2 separate regions of the Homo sapiens genome follow, and region 2 is linked to region 1. Evidence: chromatin contacts called from ENCODE Hi-C data. All regions are on one chromosome and are shown on one strand. Each heading gives the region's core, a stretch centred on a gene start or an enhancer-like site at or near the end of the contact. The rest is flanking DNA. Distances are from core to core; before and after follow the strand shown.

Evidence for each region. Hi-C counts contacts between places; a loop is a spot of excess contacts on that map. Pooled maps may share reads with other maps.
Region 2: a pooled map of left cardiac atrium shows a loop between it and region 1 (2.2-fold over the local background). The contact joins the promoter of LINC02557 here to the enhancer-like site in region 1. A Hi-C loop is called at or near these places in 12 of 168 maps with a recorded cell type or tissue (Right ventricle myocardium inferior, dorsolateral prefrontal cortex, endothelial cell of umbilical vein and 7 more) and 15 of 50 pooled maps.

The regions. Positions count from the first base shown.
Region 1 is chr22:23,303,673-23,310,327 of GRCh38, reverse strand. BCR (BCR activator of RhoGEF and GTPase) reads right to left here. Exons shown (of 23, transcript NM_004327.4): 17 at 845-904; 18 at 1-4. Among named protein-coding and RNA genes, the nearest start is that of LINC02556, 20 kb to the left of the region's middle. Within about 2 kb of position 4,272, at least 22 of the 41 ENCODE cell types and tissues checked have a DNase peak (open chromatin) inside an H3K27ac peak, as active enhancers do; they include dorsolateral prefrontal cortex, endothelial cell of umbilical vein, gastrocnemius medialis and 2 more, where a contact is called at or near this core.
Region 2 is chr22:23,510,092-23,516,746 of GRCh38, reverse strand. It overlaps LINC02557 (long intergenic non-protein coding RNA 2557), which reads left to right and starts at 3,413. Exons shown (of 3, transcript XR_938072.2): 1 at 3,413-3,471; 2 at 4,104-4,729; 3 at 6,051-6,254. RefSeq lists an enhancer at 6,255-6,655.

The sequences.
Region 1 (6,655 bases), core at 3,023-5,522:
CGATCTACAGTAGGGAGAAGGGGCACAGTCCTCTAATCCTTCTGGTCCTCATAGCCCAAGGTCCCAAGGACCCCTGGGAGTCTCATCAAATATTTCCACCCCCAAGGCATGCAGAGGTCTCAGCATGAGGTGGAGCCGCCCCTCGGGGAAGCCCCTAGTCTACTTCAGCAAGAGCCAGGATTGTTGAAGATGATGTAAACGACTGGTTTCTGCAGAAGCACCTCCTAAAATCCCCGCTGCTTCTCTTGCTTGCTTGCTTTTTTTTAGATATAGGAGCTTGCAATGTTGCCCAGGCTGTAATCGAACTCTTGGGTTCCAGTGATTCTCCTGCCTCAGACTCCAGAGTAGCTGAGACTATAGGTGCACTGTGCCTGGCTTTCTCTTTCTTAGTAACAATTAAAAATTAAGTAGGAAAGACAGAATAATGTAAGAAAAAGCCAAGAATCTCAAATATTAACATTTTACCATTTATACCCGGGCCTTTTTGGGTGTGTCATTGCTTTTAAGGTCTAAACCTTTCTGGGGTACCTAAAGACAAATCAGGGGTCTCCATTTCTATGGGCAGCCCCCAGGTCCCTGAGTGGAGGCCCCACCTGTCCTGGTGGTGCCATGAGACCTTTGTTTGAGGAGGGATGCTCAGGGCCTGGCTGGCAACTGCATTCCAGCCAATGAATGACGATTCCCGTGCATGGTGATTCTGCTCTTGGGGGCCCTCCCTTCTCCAACCAGGCTCCCTCTCAGATGCTGCCTCAGGCTCAGCCACCTCTGACTGATTTGAAATGAACAGAGGCCACCCTATCCTTCTGGGGGAAGTGGGCACCAGGAGAGTCCCACGGACACGTACCCCATTCATGGCGATGACGGTGCGCTGCCAGTCTCTGTCCTGCAGGGCCTGCGGGTCCAGCTGAAAGGAAGGAGTCATGATTGGCAGAGGCCCTGGGGTCTGTTCAGAGGCCCCACGGGGCAGCAGCCCACACCCGCCACTTCCCCAACCCTTAGTCAGAGGCAGAGCCCGACTGCGGCCAGCACCTCCATCCAGAGGCCAACAGAGGTAGAGTAAGGAGGGGCCTGCCAGACACCCCTGGAACCCAGGGCCCCACTGCTCCCAGAGCCCTGCTGCCTGGGGTCCCCACCCCCTCCTCCCTCTGCCCCGCCCAGTTGGGAGCTGATGTGCAGGCTGGCAGGCTCTCTCCATCCGGCTTCCATCACCACGGGTGCTATGTGGAGCTCAGTGAAAGGTGAGCTGTCCAGCAGCAACTTCAGTAACAACTCCTGGGGGCCTGGCATCCACAGCTGCTGTCTGGGGAATTGTGGACACTGTTCTCCCCCTGCACCATGAACAGCTTGTGGCGGGAGGAGCCTGCAGGCCACACCAGTCCCATGGTTCAGAATCAGGCCCAGAAGGACCCAGAAACAAGCCCTAAATCAAGCAGCTGATGAGGGGGCCGGGAGGAAGCCCCTCTGTGACCCCTCTAACTTCTACCCCCACCCGGCACTATCCAGACAGCTAGCCTGCAGGAGCTTGTCCTTAATGTCACCCGAACACAGTCTGTCCTGGTATGTAACACCCTGTCATGACCAAGCCACATGTCCCCCATCCGTGAAGCCTCTGTCTCCCGTTTTATGGGGAGCACGTTCTATGTCAGCGGTTCCTGGGTATGCCAAGATCACTGGCTGGGCTGGGTGAATGAGCAGTACCATCTTGTTAAAAATACACCTCCCTGGCCAGGTGCGGTGGCTCACGCCTGTAATCCCAGCACTTTGAGAGGCTGAGGTGGGCGGATCACGAGGTCGGGAGGTTGAGACCATCCTGGCTAACATGGTGAAACCCTGTCCCTACTAAAAATACAACAAATTAGCTGGGCGTGGTGGTGGGCGTCTGTAGTCCCAGCTACTTGGGAGGCTGAGGCAGGAGAATGGTGTGAACTCAGGAGGTGGAGGTTGCAGTGAGCCAAGATGGCGCCACTGCACTCCAGCCTGGGCGACACAGCAAGACTTCGTCTCAAAAATAAAAGCAAAAACAAAAAAAACACCTCCCTGGGTTCCACCTGCAGAGAACTGACTCATAATCTGAGTGGGACCTGGGATTTACACAGCTAGAAACCCCAGGTAGTTCTGGAGTGAAGCCAGGTCACGGAGCCACCGTCTGACTCCATAGAAGGCCACTGCATCTGGCCTTGTGTTTCCATCCCTTGATTCAGGTGATGGTTCACTTCAGCCACAAGGCAAGCTGCCTAACAGCAGGGACCACACCTCATGATGTCTGCACACATTCACATGCGTGCACATATACATACACACACACGACGGTGCTGAGCACAGTGCCAGGCCTAGAGAGGGGCTGAGGACAGGCATCATTTCCACTGCAAGGGACCCTAGCGGCTACAGCCACCTGGGCCTTCTGCAGGTGAAGTGGCCAGAAAATAAGAAGCTCTGGAGCAGGTCAAGGAGCCCAGCCAGCTGCCCCCCTACTTCACAGGTGTGTGCACCTGGGCCTCCCTCCCTGCACCTGCTCAGCACGAAGGCTCACCACAGGCACACCTGGGGGTTGACCCCTTCTCACCTCCCCTTCTAGGTCCTACTGGTTAACGTTTCCCAAGGCTCTGAACTGTGCAGCCAGAGTGGCACAGAGAAGCAAAGGGCGGCGGGACGTCTCCCACCGGGGGCCATGCGGCCACAGGCTCTCATTCCGCACCTGGCCCTGAAGGTCGTCAGAGGCCACACTCCAGGCCTCAGGGACCCCACCCTGAGAAGCAGCATCTGTGAGCAGGGAGCGGTCAGTCAGAACCACACATAAAAAGGAAACTCTCAAGTGGCACTTTCCCCCGGAGTGAACCCTAAGCAGAGGCAGGAGAGGACAACATGAGGGATGCGGACAGAGTGCGCTTTCTCTGGAAAGGAGGAGTTTATACCACTGCTGGGAGCTTTAAAAAATGGAAACCCTGCCTGTGATATCAGCACTTTGAAAGGCCGAGGCAGGAGGATCACTTGAGCCCATGAGTTTAAGACCAGCCTGGGCAATATAGTGAGACCCTGTCTCTATAAAAAAAAAATTTTCAAAAGCATTAGCCAAGCATGGTGGCATGTGCCTGCAGTCCCAACTGCTCGGGAGGCTGAGGTGGGGGCAACACTTGAGGCTAGAAGGTGGAGACTGCTGTGAGCCATGATCATGCCATTGCACTCCAGCCTGCGCAACAAAGCGAGAGACCCTGGCTCTACTAACCAACCAAGTAACTGGAAACACAGAAACATGTTAAGCAGGAGACATTCTTACCTTTCCTTCAAAGAACAGCCATCACTGGGCCCCTCTCCCCTTGAAAACCCAGAACAGGCAGAAGCAGCTAACAAGCAACCCAGAGTCCAGGTAAGAAGAGACAGAAAGAGAAGCTGTCCAGACATCAGCGGCTGCCCCTCAAAGCCCCCCTGGAACCACGGCCCACAGGTGCTTTTCAGCAGAGGCCGCCCGGCTCCGGCCCGCCCGGCTGGGGTGGAAGTACCAAAGGAGGCCCTGCATCATGGCCAGGGTGGATGGTGACTCTTGCATGCTTGGCCTTGCTGCTCTGGGAAGCTGGTGGGGCTAAACGAGAGCTTCCAGCCTCCAAGGCCTTTTGACCAGGCTTTGAGGGAAACCCCACCCCGCAGTCTGGCTGGCCAAGGTCAAAGCTTCCCATCACCTCCGGGTTCCACTTTTTTGTGTGTGTGTGGGAAGAACACCCTCCCACCCCAGCCTATTGGTTACGGGAATTTCCAACGTGTCTCCATCTCCTCTAAAGCCCAGAAAAGCTGAGCTTCCTTCTCAAGTGGCTAGTTTCCTGTTGCCCAAGTTTGGAGACTGAGTAAAGTATGACTGGTCAGCCTGCCTTGTGCTGGAAGCAATCCAGACTGTCCAAAATCTGCACCACTCCCAGCAGGTAACCCCAATAATCAAATGCAGTGCCTCTGATGGACCCAGGGTGGAGGACACCCTGCTCAGGTCCTGCTCCCCCAGAGCTAGCTGGCTGAGCAATGTGCAGCCCTGGGTGGGGCTCCAGCCAGCGTCCACTCCCCAGCATTGGTGGTGTCCAGCGCCCACTCCAACCTGGTACTGATGCTGCCAGGAGGGCTCTTTATCGGGCCCCTCTCTGTGACTCCCAGTGACTGAAGACCAGGGTGTTGGCCTCCAGGCACTGGCTCTCACGGCGGTCCTGACTGGCAGCTCCAGTGGGAAAGGCTGTCCCAAGGCTGGCTCTGTTCCAAAGAACAGAGTGTGCGCCGCAGAGCGGAAGCCGTATAAAGAATAGCATGATAATGAGGCCTGTGCCTCAGCTCAGCCAATCCCAAACATTGCTCAAGGCTGGTACGCTCTCTCGTGCAGTTATTTAAAGCACCAGAGAAGTAAACAAGCAAAAGACTGGGGTTTGGAAAAACAGATGACCAAGGGGGAAACAGTTTTCCCTTAAGGGAAAAACCGAGGCACTCCGGATGCTGTCCAGGGTCCCCCTGGGTTGCAAGGTCTTGGTGAGGAACATGCCTGCTGCCTGGCCGGGGACTGGGCAGGCAGGGGTCTGTCTGCTCACATGCAGTGGTCTCAGGAGGATGGACCAGGTTGCTGCTCCTCTCCCCCTGGACTGGGTAAGGCAGGAGCCTTGAAAGAATGACTATGGTCAGCGGGCCTGGCAGATGGTGGCCTAGAGGTCTGCCTAGAAAACTATCGTGCACATCCATCCCAGGGAAGTGGTGGGGTGGGGGCTGAGGGAGGCCGAAGCCCAACTGGGGCAGGTGCTGTGTGCTGCCCTGAAGCATCACTGACCACTTTGCATGGTGGCTCTGCTGGGGGCCCAGCACTGCCCTGCTTGCTTTGTAGTCAGTGTGGCTGGATTGAGTCACCAATGGGCAGCCGGAGGACATCCTCTCACCCACCCTCAGCAGGGGCAGGGAGGGGGCTATGAGTAAACCTTCCAAAGGAGGAAATGCTTGTTCACTTAGCTCCTTGTAGACAACAGCTTCCTTCACGCCCATCGTCACCAGCCTGGATGGTCCAGCAGGGCAACCCCAGTTGTTCCTGTCTGGGCCCCATGTGTCTGCACTATAACCTACTCCCGGGGGTGGGTCTTTGCTGAGACCACCAGAGAACCTCTGTGTTCACCAGGAGAGAGATTACAGGCCTCCTGCTGTAGTCTATGACCACAATCTGCTCTCCTGAGATCCATCCTGCACCTTTTTTTTTTTTTTTTTAAGGCGGAGTCTCACTCTGTTGCCCAGGCTGGAGTGCAGTGGCGAGATCTCGGCTGACTGCAACCTCTGCCTCCTGGCTTCAAACCATTCTCTTGCCTCAGCCCCTGAGGAGCTGGGATTACAGGCACCTGCCACCATGCCCGGTTAATTTTTGTATTTTTAGTAGAGACGAGGTTTCACCATGTTGGTCAGGCTGGTCTTGAACTCCTGACCTAAAGCAATCCACCCAACTTGGCCTCCTAAAGTGCTGGGATTACAGGCGTAAGCCACCGCGCCTGGCCTCTATCCCACTTTTAACTCTTTGCTTCTCTTCTCTGATCCCAACCAGTCTCTAACATCACTTCAAAAGGAACACACCCTTCTCCCTTAGGATACACTATAACCAGCATCGGTGAGGATGTAGAGAAATGGGCTTTCATACATGGCCACTGGGGATGTAAGATGGTGCAGCTACTCCAGACAACGTAGGGCAGTTCCCCAAATAGTCACCTTGTTGCACAGCCCAGCAATCTTACTAGGTGTTTACTCAGTGAATGAAAACATACGTCCATATAGAGACTGGTACCAAGGACATGTTCGTGGCTGCATCAACCTTAACAGCCCAAACTAGAAATGATCCAAGTGTCTGTCAAATAGTAAATGCAGAAATAAAAACATGTTATATGTATGCAATGGAAAATTATTATCATAAAAAGGAACCAAACAATGCTACCACATGAATAAACCTCAAAAACATAATGGTAAGTGGAGGAAATCAGTCAAAAAAGCCCACTCTAGTATGATTCCACGTTTATGAAATGTGAAGAATGGGCAAATCTCTAAAGACAAAAAGCAGATCGGCTTGGGTCTGGGAGTGGCTATAACTGGGAACAGGGGCTGGGCACGGTGGTTCACACCTGTAATCTCAGCACTTTGGGAGGCCAAGGCAGGAGGATCACTTGAGCCTAGGAATTTGAGACCAGCTTGGGCAGCAAAACAAGACCTTGTCTCAAAAAAAAAAAAAAAAAAAAAAAATAGCCTGGCATGGTGGCGCATGCCTGTGGTCCCAGCTACTTGAGAGGCTAAGGTAGGAAGAGCACTTGAGCCTGGGACATCAAGGTTGTGCTGAGTGTGGTTGCACCACTGTACTCCAACCTGGGCAACAGAGCAAGACCCTGTCTTAAAAAAAAAAAAAAAAAAAAAGGCAACAAGGAAATTGGGGTGATAGAAATATTCTAAAACTGGATTGTTGGTAAAAGTTGTACAGCTCTGTAAATTTACTATAAAATCATTCGGTTATAAAAATGGATGCATTTCATGGTACAAAAGTTAAAAATAAAGGGTCCAAAAGTGGCTCTCAATAGAGCAAGGAGGACCTGTATCACTATCCATGTTGATGGCGGTGTGCTTCAAGAAGAATCCCGTGGAATCTGTGTAAGAATTTGCTCATGTGATCTTACAT
Region 2 (6,655 bases), core at 2,164-4,663, 210 kb before region 1:
GTGGTGCATTGTGATGTCTCCTATTCTGTATTTCTACAATCCCAAACAGGTGAGTAAGAACCCAACTAACTACTCCCCCGAGCACCCATTCCCACCCCGGCCTCTGGGATCTGCCTCCAACACCTGCAGGTTCCCCAGATTGAGGTCCAGGTCCGCTCCAATTGACCCAGACAAGCTGCGGTGGGACCTGGCAGAGGTGGGGGCCGGGGCAGAGCACTGGACTCAGAAGCAAGAGGCCAGGGGCGGGGTCTGGCTCTGTCCTGTGATGTGTGACCCTGAGGAAATGGCATTCCAGAGCTCAGATGAAATACCTTAGAGACTCGGGAAATGTCAGCTGTTGGGGGCATTACTGTTATAATTATTGCTGTCATATTGTTGCTACAAAAGAAGCTGGTTAGAGCCACTGGCTTTGGGAGGCATCGTTCATTCGGTGGTTACCACTCGTTCACCCACTCACTCAATAAAAATTTATTACTGTGGCTGGGCATGGTGGCTCACACCTGTAATCTCAGCACCTTGGGAGGCCGAGGCGGGCGGATCACCTGAGGTCAGGAGTTCGAGACCAGCCTGGCCAACATGGTGAAACCCTGTTTCTACTAAAAATACAAAAATTAGCCAGGCATGGTGGCGGGCACCTGTAATCCCAGCTATTTGGGAGGCTGAGGCAGGAGAATCGCTTGAACCCTGGAAGCCGAGGTTGCAGTGAGCTGAGATTGTGCCATTGCACTCCAGCCTGAGCAACCAGAGCAAAACTCTGTCTCAAAAAAAAAAAAAAAAATGGCCAGGTAAGGTGGCTCACGCCTGTAATCCCAGCACTTTGGGAGGCCGAGGCGGGTGGATCATGAGGTCAGCAGATCGAAACCATCCCGGCTAAGACGGTGAAACCCCATCTCTACTAAAAATACAAAAACTTAGCCAGGCATGGTGGCGGGTGCCTGTAGTCCCAGCTATTTGGGAGGCTGAGGCAGGAGAATGGCGTGAACCCAGGAGGCGGAGCTTGCAGTGAGCCGAGATCGCACCACTGCACTGCAGCCTGGGCGATAGAGCAACACTCCAACTCAAAAAAAAAAAAAATTTATTACCGTGATCTGTGCCACGTGTTGGGCCCTGAGCCAAGTGCTGGGGAAGATACTAGGTAAGACAGGATCCTGCCCTCCAGAGAGGGCGTTGAACAGGTAGGTGTCACCTCGATTGCCAGGTCCCCATTTAATAGAGGCTGTGTTGAGGATTCTGAGACTACATCTCGGCTTAGAGGGAAAGAGTGCTGTGATCAATTAGTAATGTCTGCCACATTCACAGGGAGAGGAGTCTACACTAAGGCATTTCCTGGCCTTAACACTAAAGAATAGGCAGGATTGGCCGGGCGCAGTGGCTCACGCCTGTAATCCCAGCGCTTTGGGAGGCTGAGGCAGGTGGATCACGAGGTCAGGAGATCGAGACCTTCCTGGCTAACACAGTGAAACCCCGTGTCTACTAAAAATACAAAAAAATTAGCCAGGCGTGGTTGCAGGTGCCCGTAGTCCCAGCTGCTGGGGAGGCTGAGGCAGGAGAATGGTGTGAACCCGGGAGGCGGAGCTTGCAGTGAGCCAAGATCGCACCACTGCACTCCAGCCTGGGAGACAGAGCAAGACTCCGTCTCAAAAAAAAAAGAATAGGCAGGATCTCAGACAGGAGACCCTCGTGACTGTGTGACTGTGGTTGCCTGACACACGACCAGAGACAGCAAGTCATTGACCTACTGCTTGCCTCGTTTTACCTGTTTGCGAAGCAGAGATGCCAACATGGGACTCACTGCATTTTTAGAAGGAGCTAGAGCTGGACAGCCCAGCCTTCCTGTTTTAACCCAGCCTCCTCTGGGCTGGAGTGAGGATCAAGTGTGAGATGCCCCTAAATGGAAACACATCGCGCTCAGCAGATGCCTGGTGGACGGCCGACCAGGAGCTGGAGCTGCAGCAAGAGCACAAGAGAGCTGGGCTTCCAGCTGCTCTGCCATTGGCCCTGCTTGGGCCTCAGCTTCTCCATATGCTCAGTGCGTGCTTGGAGGATGGAAGTGTTTTGGGGCCTCTGGAATCCGCTGTCTTGTGATGCCTGCAATGCTGAGACCTGGGGTCGGGGGAGCAGAATGAAAGCGGAGCCCAGGAGGGCAGATGGTGGGAAGGAGCACTCCAGTGCCCCATGTGGTGGGAGGCTGGGTGGGCAGAGGGGAGAGGGAGGACATGGGGAAGGGCAAGGAGAGGCCACCACTGCTGGATCTTCCCGAGGGCTGTCTAACTCCCTCCCGAGGGCTGTCTAGCTCCATCAGGGGGCGCTTCCCCATGCACCCCCATCCCAGGTGTTATCTCGAGCAAGGAAGGGCAGAGGGAAGAGAGGGTGGGCAATGTGGGGGCCCCAGGGAGTGTTGGAGGGGCTGAGGCCCTGATAGGTGGGCGCCTGAGTTCTGAAGAGGCCCTGGCAGTGATGACCCCTGGCTCCAAGACTGGAACCCAGGAGCAGCAGGCTGGGGCAGAAGACGCAGGCCAAGCCCCAGTACTCAGGAGCATTGGGGAAACCAGGGCAGCTCCCGGAGAGGCCAAGGTGACCCTCAGACCCTAAAAACAGACTGGCCACGTCTCCCAGGTGGATGCAGCAGTTTCTCCATGAGCATGACTTGGGGATTTAGGGCACTGAGACTCTGCTACCCACCCCCCTTAAAAATCCCTTGTGACTCCCAGTTGTCCTGAAGGGGAACCCCAAACTCCTCAGAGGCAGCACATGCTGGTGGGTGAGAATTGGGAGCCTGAGTCCAAGTTCCAGCCTGGCCACTATCGGCTGTGTGACCACCAGTAACTCGCCTAACCTCTCTGGGCCTCATGGGCTCGTTGGAGGATGTGGTGAGCGAGTGACTGAGATGAGCTTAGCACAGTGCCGGCCACACTGCCATTGTTCAGTGCCGGGTGGCTGTGCTTACCACCACTGCTGGCTGTAACTGGCAGAGCAGGGCATAGAAGGTCTTGGCCACTTGAACCCTAGTTGGCCTATCCTTTCTCATCGGCTCCAGCTCCACCCGCTGATGCCGCCCCAACACCAAGCTGCTCTCTGTTCCCTCAACACTCCTTGGTCTTTCATGCCACTGGGCCTTTGCTTCTGCTGTGCCCCCGTCAGGAATGCCCTTTCCCCTCCAGGCTGCTTCCAGACTCTGCCGGTTGTCGAGTGCCCTGGAAACCCGCTCACCCTGCAGGAGTTACTCAGTGTCCTGTGTGCATCCAGACCTTGGTGTGTGGTATCGAGCCTGTCTCCTGTCTGAGTCTGTGACTTCTCAGGCGCACATGTCGTGGCCTATTCATTTTCTTATCCTCGTTGCCCAGCGCCGCGCCTGTCACACGGTGGGTGCTCCGTAGAGTGGGCTGGAGGATAGAAGCAATCAATCCCCAATACCGTGGACGTGCTTGGTGGCAGGAGATGCTTTGCTTCGATGAAATGCTCCGCCTCCAGGTTAGTGCTTTGCATGAGGGATAGGGACATGGAGGCGCCACGAAGGATCAGCAAGGCCCCTAATGACTCCTTTCTCTCCTCACCCCTCCTCTGCCTCTTATTCCTGCCCTGAGCAGGCATTGAGCTCCTGGGGTTGGGCAAGGAAGGGAGAGCAAGTGGCAGGGGGTGGGTGGGCAGCAGGTTCCCAGTCCTGCAGGCGCTGCTGGGATCAGGATGCCACCCTCGCCACCCTGGGAGTTGTCTGCAGCACAGGGGCAGCTGGAGGTGGAGGTCGTGTGCTCCATGGACAGGTGGGGGTCATGTGCTCCATAGGGTGCCCGGCTGGGCCCTTGTCCCCAGTGCCCTCCCTGGCTGCCAGACCTCTCACTGTGAGGCAGCCAGGTCTCTCCCTGTCCTGGCAGAGGGAAGGCTGTTGCTCCCATCTGGCTCTGCTCCTGGCCATCTGCCCTCTGACCCCACCTGCCCCAGGATGAGTCCCTGCAGAATGCTCGAGTTAAACAGAGTCTGAGGGAGTAGTGAGTCCAGCCTTCCCATTTGGCAGATGAGAAAACTGAGGCCCAGGGAGGCAAAGAGCCTTGTCTGAGGTCACACCAGGAACGCAGAGTTCCATCTATGGCTTGATGTTCTTCCAGGACAGGAGAAGACCTTGGTTTTGACCCTGAGGAAACAGCAAAACTTGGACCTTGAAGACAGGAGATTGCCATGACTAATTTGGGGGCAGGCGGTGTGACTTTGAGTATGTTACCTAACCTTGCTGAGCCACGTGGTACTGGTGAGGATTCGGTGAGATGACAACTGGTCACAGCATGGCAGGCCTCCTGGCATGTCCCTGACTCTCCTTCAACAGGAGCTTTCGATATATTAGGGAGCAGGTAAGCCTCACCTTGAACAAATCCAACTGATGACACTTGTTTTTATGCAGACATAGCGGTTCCCCTGACCTTTGTGATAGTGTGGGATGACCATGTGTGATGGAGAAGGGCCCACGGCAGGTTTCTCTGGGTATAGTTAGGCGGGACCAGATGTACATCCTGCTCTGCCCCCAGAAGCTGCAACTCGAGAGGGGCTTGGTGGCTCTGGGCCTCATCTTGCCCATCTGCAAAATGGGAGCAATGGCACTTCCCTCTCCAGGCTGTTGTGCCCCTTGGTGAGATCACTTCGGGATGTAGAGCCTTGTGAGCGCAGGCCTCCCAGAAGTCCATCTTCCTCACCAACAAATGACCCGGTTCCGGAGAAAGATCTCGCCTTTGGTTGCAAGGTAAGCCAGGTAGACCTGGCCTCAGGGCCTGGGTTTCCTGGGGAGGGATGGGGTCTCAGAGCTCCTGGGCTGAGTGAGTCGAGTCCCCCCAGGAACAGGAAGCTCTGCCCATCTGCAGCCCTGTCCACAGCTGGTCATCCCTTCCTCCCCATGCTGCTGGAAGCTTGGGACCCACCGGGCCCTCCCCGCTGCTGCTGGGTGCCACGTGGCTGCCGTTTGCCGAGGAGCGGGTGGGGCAGAGGGGTGTACATTTTCCAGGCGATGTTTCCCTGGCAGCTCTGAAAATTAACTGGCCGTTAATGTGGCATACTATTTATTTTAATTAGCAGGAAATTGACCAATTTCTTAATAAGAGGCTTTGTGGAAGCCAAACCTGTATTTGGGGTTGGCGGTGTGTGTGGTGGGGGAGGCGGTGATCAGACAAGAATGACACCCACAGCCCAAGAGGGGACCTTCAGGCACCACAGATGAGGTGGACAGAGTGACGGGACAGAGCAGCAGGGCCTGGAGAAACATTAGGGGGCAGCAGGAGGAGAGGGCTCTGGGCCAGGGGACCTGCAGAGGGCCGGGGGACATGGCCACAGGCCTCTGTGGGATCTGACTTCACTGATCTCTGCTTTTGACTTTGGCCTGGTGGGGTCAAATCCCTGATCTCTGTGTCAGGACTGTGCCTCTTGCCTCTAGCAACACCCCTTTCCCATTGGAGGAATTAACAGAGCAAATCAGTACCTGTGCGGGATTTCCTAAAGGCTCCCATTGTTTTTCTTTCTTTCTTTTTTTTGAGATGGAGTCTTGCTCTGTGGCCCAGGATGGGGTGCAGTGGCATGATCTCGGCTCACTACTACCTCTGCCTCCCGGGTTCAAGTGATTCTCCTGCCTCAGCCTCCTGAGTAGCTGGGACTACAGGCATGAGCCACCACGCCTGGCTAATTTTTGTGTTTTTAGTAGAGATGGGGTTTCACCATGTTGGCCAGGCTGGTCTTGAGCTACTTACTGACCTCAGGTGATCCACCCACCTCGGCCTCCCAAAGTGCTAGGATTACAGGCGTGAGACACCGCACCCGGCACCTGTTGCTTTTCTTAGATCCGACAGAATCACCAAGGTCCCCTAAGCACTTGTGCTGTGATGAGTTTCCCCATTTTACCAATGGGGAAACTGAGGCCCAGAGAGATGCCGTGTTTTGCTGGAGCCCCACAGATAACCCTACTCATCCTTCAGGTCAGCCTTCAACATAATGGTCTCAGGGGAGGCTGCCCTGACTCCCGGGTGGAGCTCAGGGCCCTGTTCCACTCTCACACGTATCCTGCACTTCTCCTTCAGGGTCGGATGGCAGTGGCAATGAACCGGCTCGATGTTTCACTGTCTTCACTGTCTGCCTCCCTCCCTGGACTGTGAGTCCTCCAAGGGCTGTTAGTGTGTTTGTGCACTCACAGTTGAACCCCAGAACCCAGGCAGGCCTGGCCCGTGGTGGGTAGGTGCCCATTGTTTGTTTGTTGAATGAGTGAGTGAGTGAATGAATGAATGATGGAGGCGAGAAGATATCATTTGAGCCTGGGAAGCAGAGGTTGCAGTGAGCCGAGATTGCACCATGGCACTCCAGCCTGAGTGACACAGCAAGACTCCGTCTCAAAAAAAAAAAAAAAAAAGATCTTATCTCCAAATATGTTACTTTGTAAAGTACTGGAGGTGGGAGCTTCAACACAAGAATTTGGGAGGGGGAAAATTCAACCCATAATAGTGTGTGAGACCAGAAAATTCCTCCCCCCACCGCCCATTTACAGGTCTCCTATGGAGAGAAGCATTGACTGGGGACACTTACTGGGTTGTGTTTGCTGGTGGCTGGGCTGGAAGGTCCACAAAGGCTCACTTCATGTGAGTGGCACCTCAGAGCTCTTCCACAGGCCCTTCTCTCCATGCAGCTCTCT